Linked DNA regions of Homo sapiens: region 1 is linked to region 2. A link is an interaction called in ENCODE POLR2A ChIA-PET data of the cell type or tissue named here. Cell type or tissue: K562. All regions are shown on one strand.

Evidence for each region. ChIA-PET counts read pairs that join two places held together with the same protein. Peaks named below come from ENCODE experiments on the same cell type or tissue, not always from the same donor. Only the 100,000 strongest peaks of a DNase experiment are listed, where the experiment ranks them.
Region 1: POLR2A ChIA-PET joins it to region 2 with 5 read pairs; 8 of 35 experiments call an interaction of 5 or more read pairs at or near these places.

The regions. Positions count from the first base shown.
Region 1 is chr19:12,677,657-12,680,156 of GRCh38, forward strand. It overlaps DHPS (deoxyhypusine synthase), which reads right to left. Exons shown (of 9, transcript NM_001930.4): 3 at 2,145-2,266; 4 at 1,967-2,063; 5 at 1,801-1,887. Among named protein-coding and RNA genes, the nearest start is that of DHPS, 3.0 kb to the right of the region's middle. In K562, no CTCF peak of the experiment used is centred here; no DNase peak of the experiment used is centred here.
Region 2 is chr19:12,871,304-12,873,803 of GRCh38, forward strand. It overlaps MAST1 (microtubule associated serine/threonine kinase 1), which reads left to right. Exons shown (of 26, transcript NM_014975.3): 25 at 2,021-2,208; 26 at 2,306-2,500. Among named protein-coding and RNA genes, the nearest start is that of DNASE2, 8.9 kb to the right of the region's middle. In K562, no CTCF peak of the experiment used is centred here; DNase peaks (open chromatin) are centred at 1,158 and 1,888.

The DNA of each region.
Region 1 (2,500 bases), 190 kb before region 2:
GACGGAGTTTCACTCGTTGCCCAGGCTGGAGTGCAATGGCACTATCTCAGCTCACTGCAACCTCTGCCTCCTGGGTTCCAGTGATTCTCCTGCTTCAGCCTCCCGAGTAGCTAGGATTACAGGCGCATGCCACTATGCCCAGCTAATTTTGCATTTTGTTTTTTTAGTAGAGACAGGGTTCCACCATGTTGGCCAGGCTGGTCTTGAACTCCTGACTTCAGGTGATCCACCCGCCTCAGCCCCCAAAGTACTGGGATTACAAGCATGAGCCACCGTGCCCGGCCGTCTAATTCTTTTTTAAAGAGCCAGCTTGTGGCCGGGCGCGGTGGCTCACGCTTGTAATCCCAGCACTTTGGGAGGCCGAGGCGGGTGGATCACCTGAGGTCAGGAGCTCGACACCAGCCTGACCAACATGGAGAAACCCTGCCTCTACTAAAAATACAAAATTAGCCAGGGGTGGTGGCACATGCCTATAATCCCAGCTACTTGGGAACTTGATGCTGAGGCAGGAGAATTGCTTGAACCCAGGAGGTAGAGGTTGCTGTGAGCCAAGATTGCGCCATTGGACTCTGGCCTGGGTAACAAGAGCAAAACTCCGTCTCAAAAAAAAAAAAAGAGCCAGCTTGTGCAACATGGTGAGTTCCCATCTCTACAAAAACAATTAGCCAGGCATGGTGGCACGCACCTGTAGTCCCAGCTACTCAGCAGGCTGAGGCAGGAGAATCGACTGAGCCCAGAAGCTCAAGACAGCAGTGAGCCATTATTGTGCCATTGCACTCCAGCCTGGGAAACAGAATGAGACCCTGTCTCGTAAAAAAGAAAGAGTAAGTAGGCTGGGTGTGGTGGCTCACCCCTGTAATCCCAGCACTTTGGGAGGCCAAGGCGGGTGGATCACTTGAGGTCAGGAGTTCAAGACCAGCCTGGCCAACATGGTGAAACCCCATCTGTAGAAAAATACAAAAATTGGCCGGGCATGATGGTGGGTGCCTATAGTCCCAGCTACTCAGGAGGGTGAGGCGGGAGAATCACTTGAACCTGGGAGGTGGAGGGTGCAGTGAGCTGAAATCACACCATTACACTCCAGCCTGGGCGACAGAGCAAGACTCTGTCTCAAAAAAAAAAAAAAAAAAAAAAAGACTATGTAGCTTTTTTTTTTTTTTTTTCAGGTTCTGATTCTCTAATTAAAGGGAGTGGGTAGCTCTTATTTTATAGCATCTGGGAGTGTGGGACCCTGAGCCAGGCCCCAGGAGAGTTGCTAAGTGTTGCCTCTACTGTTCCAGAGATAGTCTGGGAGGAGCATAAGGATGCTGAGGCCCCACTAGTTATCTGTGTGACTTCAGACAAAATTACCTAGCCTGGCTGGGCACAGTGGCTCACGCCTGTAATCCCAGCACTTTGGGAGGCCAAGGTGGGAGGACTGCCTGACGCCAGGAGTTCAAGACCAGCCTGGGAAACACAGGGAGACCCCCATCTCTACAAAAAATTTTTAAAATTAGCTGGGCATGATGGCATGTGCCTGTGGTCCCAGCTACTCGAGAGGCTGAGGTGGGAGGACTGCTTGGCCCCAGGAGGTTGAGGCTGCAATGAGCTGTGATCACACCACTGCACTCCAGCCTAGGTGACAGAGCAAGATCCTGTCTCAAAAAAAAAAAAAATTACCACGCCTATCTGTGTTTGAGTCTCCTCATCTAAGAGTGAGGATGCTGAGAATAACAGTACTGAATCCCCAGGAGGCTGGAAAGATGAAATAAGTTAACACATGCCAAAGTCTGGCTACTTTGCTCCCGCTTAGGTCCTCACCTTCTGGGCCCAGTAATACACGGACTCTGGGTTGTTGATCTCCTTGCCCAGCCGGGCGATCATCTTAGAAGGCGTCCACTTTACACCCTAGGAGAGGATGTGACCTTCAGGCCATGCCTCCCCTGACTCCCACTGAACTGGCCCCTCCAGGTTGCCCCAGCCCCACCTCTGTGTTCTGCTCCATCACCATCTGGTCCAGAATGGGCATCAGCCAGTCCTCAAACTTGCAGTAATTCTCATTGGGCACCAGCAGGTTTCCGATCCTGAGAACAGGAGGCATGTAGGCATCAGGCCCCAGGACCCTTGGTCCAGCTCCCCTGCCCAACACCACTCAGGGTTCTCACCTATTGATCCCGTTCTCCCGGAGCTCCTTCCCCCTGAGGCTAAACTCGCCCAAGTATGTGGGCGCCAGGCACTTGATGAGGTCTTCCTCCACGCCGCCAGCTGTGGTCACCAATACGTCCACCTGCAGCCACAAGGCAGTGAATTTGGCCCAAGAAGGAAGCCCCTGCCCTCATTCTGGGCAGAACTTCTAACCTCATCCTTGTCCAGTGACTCTTATGAGGGAGCTCTGCTACAAAACAAAACTTGATTCTATTCCTCTGCTTATAACAGACCCCTATCTGCCCATCTCACTTAAACGATCAATAACTGCATTGCCCATTGACCCAGAGGCCAAGGCCACGGCCTCACCAGGTCC
Region 2 (2,500 bases):
GAGGACAATTAAGAGGGGCTGCGGGCTGGGCGCGGTGGCTCACGCCTGTAACCCCAGCACTTTGGGAGGCCGAGGCGGGCAGATCACGAGGTCAGGAGTTTGAGACCAGCCTGGCCAATATGGTGAAACCCCATCTCTACTAAAAATACAAAAATTAGCCTGGCATGGTGGCGCTCGCCTGCAGTCCCAGCTACTTAGGAAGCTGAGGCAGAAGAATCCCTTGAACCCGGGAGGTGGATGTTGCAGTGAGCCAAGATTGTGCCACTGCACTCCAACCTGGGCAACAGAGTGAGACTCCATCTCAAACAAACAAACAAACAAACAAACAAAAAAAGAGGGGCTGGGATGAGTCACACCTGTAATCACAGCACTTTGGGAGGCTGAGGCAGAAGGATCACTTGAGCCCAGGAGTCAAGATTAGGGGCAACATAGAGAGACCCCATCTCTACAAAAAACTTAAAAAACTAGTTGGGTTTGGTGGCACACACCTGTGGTCTCAGCTACTCGGAGGCTGAAGTGGGAGGATTGCTTGAGCCTGGGAGGTCGAGGCTGCAGTGAGCTATGATCTCACCACTGCAGTCCAGCTGTGACAACAGAGCTAGACTCTTTCAAAAAAAAAAAAAAAAAAAAAAAAGAGGGGCTGTAAAAGTGGAAGGAGCCAAGAATGGAAGCTGTGCCAAATTTCTAGGATCAGAGAAAAGCATTGTAGGAGGGTCTTGCACATATAGGCAGGCCCAGGAGATGTGAACTGGAAAGGGAGATGTCCAGAGACGGAGGGGGTCCAGGAGATGGTCCTATCCTGTTAGATGTGTTTAGACAGAACTGGGAAAGGCTAGAATAAGAAATGTCTATCTGGAATGAGCATGCCAGGCAAGGTTCAGCCAACTGAAATCCTATTTTCCCTTATAGATAGGAGGAGCTAGGTGGGAGGTGGGTGGGGCCAGAAGGGTATTCTGTTTGTTTGTTTGTTTTTAGTATTCTGTTTTGATCAGTGAGTTTGGCCCAGACAAGTACAGGGATTTGGGTGAGAGGAGCCAGACGGGGTTGAGATAAGTACATTTCTTCCCACTCTTATAGGTGGGTTGTAGTGGAAGAGGCGGGACTAGAGGCAGGTGGGACCAAGTTGGTTTTGTTTGGATGTGTTTCTAGCCTGGACTGGGAGTGGCCAAAAGGTTGGGCAGGACCTGAAGTGGGAGGAGGGAGGAGCCAAGCAGCACTGAGTTAAGGGAAGTTCTGTCTTGATAGGTGGGTTGTAGTGAAAGACGGAGGGACTAGAGGGGTGGGCAGGACTAGAAGAGGTTGTTTTTGGCCGGGCGAGGTGGTTCACACCTGTAATCCCAGCACTTTGGGAGGCCGAGGTGGGTGGATCACCTGAGGTCAGGAGTTTGAGACCAGCCTGACCAACATGGTGAAACCCCATCTCTACTAAAAATACAAAAATTAGCTGGGAGTGGTGGCTCACTCCTGTAGTCCCACCTACTCAGGAGGCTACTCACGAAGCTGAAGCACGGTAATCGCTTGAACCCGGGAGGTAGAGGTTGCAGTGAGCCGAGATCGTGCCATTGCACTCCAGCCTGGGCGACAAGAGCGAAACTTCGTCTCAAAAAAAAAAAAAAAAATGGTTTTGTTTGGATGAGTGTTTGTAGCCAGAATTGGGAGTGGCCTAAAGTTGGGCGGGGCCTGAAGTAGGAGGAGCTAAAGGAAGTTCTATCTTGATAGGTGGATTGTAGTGGAAGAGGGAGGAGCTAGAGAGGTGGGCGGGGCAGAACAGGTTGGTTTTGTTTGGATGCTTGTTTCTAGCTTGGACTAGGAGTGGCCAAAGGGGGTGGGTGGGGACTGAAGTGGGAGGAGCCAAGCAGCACTGAGCTAAAGGAAGTTCTTTATCTTGATAGGTGGGTTGTAGCTGGAGAGGGAAGGGCCAGAAGGGGTGGGTGGTTACCGTTGTGAGGCCGTGAAATGGGAGGAGCCCTGAGCTCTGGCGTCCAGGTCAAGGACGCTTGGCCCCCTCCCTGTCCCGCAGCAAGAAGCGCAGCTCCCTCTTCCGGAAGATCACGAAGCAGTCGAACCTGCTGCATACTAGCCGCTCGCTGTCGTCGCTGAACCGCTCGCTGTCATCCAGCGATAGTCTCCCGGGCTCGCCTACGCACGGGCTGCCGGCGCGCTCGCCCACGCACAGCTACCGCTCCACGCCTGACTCCGCCTACCTAGGTATTACCTCCTGCACCTGCGCGGGGACCGAGCAGCGCGGGGTGGCCTGGCTGGTGCTTGGGCTGTACTCACTCGCTTCACCTCCTGTCTCCCGCAGGCGCCTCATCCCAGAGCAGCTCCCCAGCCTCGAGCACGCCCAACTCGCCTGCGTCGTCGGCGTCGCACCACATTCGGCCCAGCACGCTGCACGGACTGTCGCCAAAGCTCCATCGCCAGTACCGCTCTGCGCGATGCAAGTCGGCCGGCAACATCCCTCTATCGCCGCTGGCACACACGCCGTCCCCCACGCAGG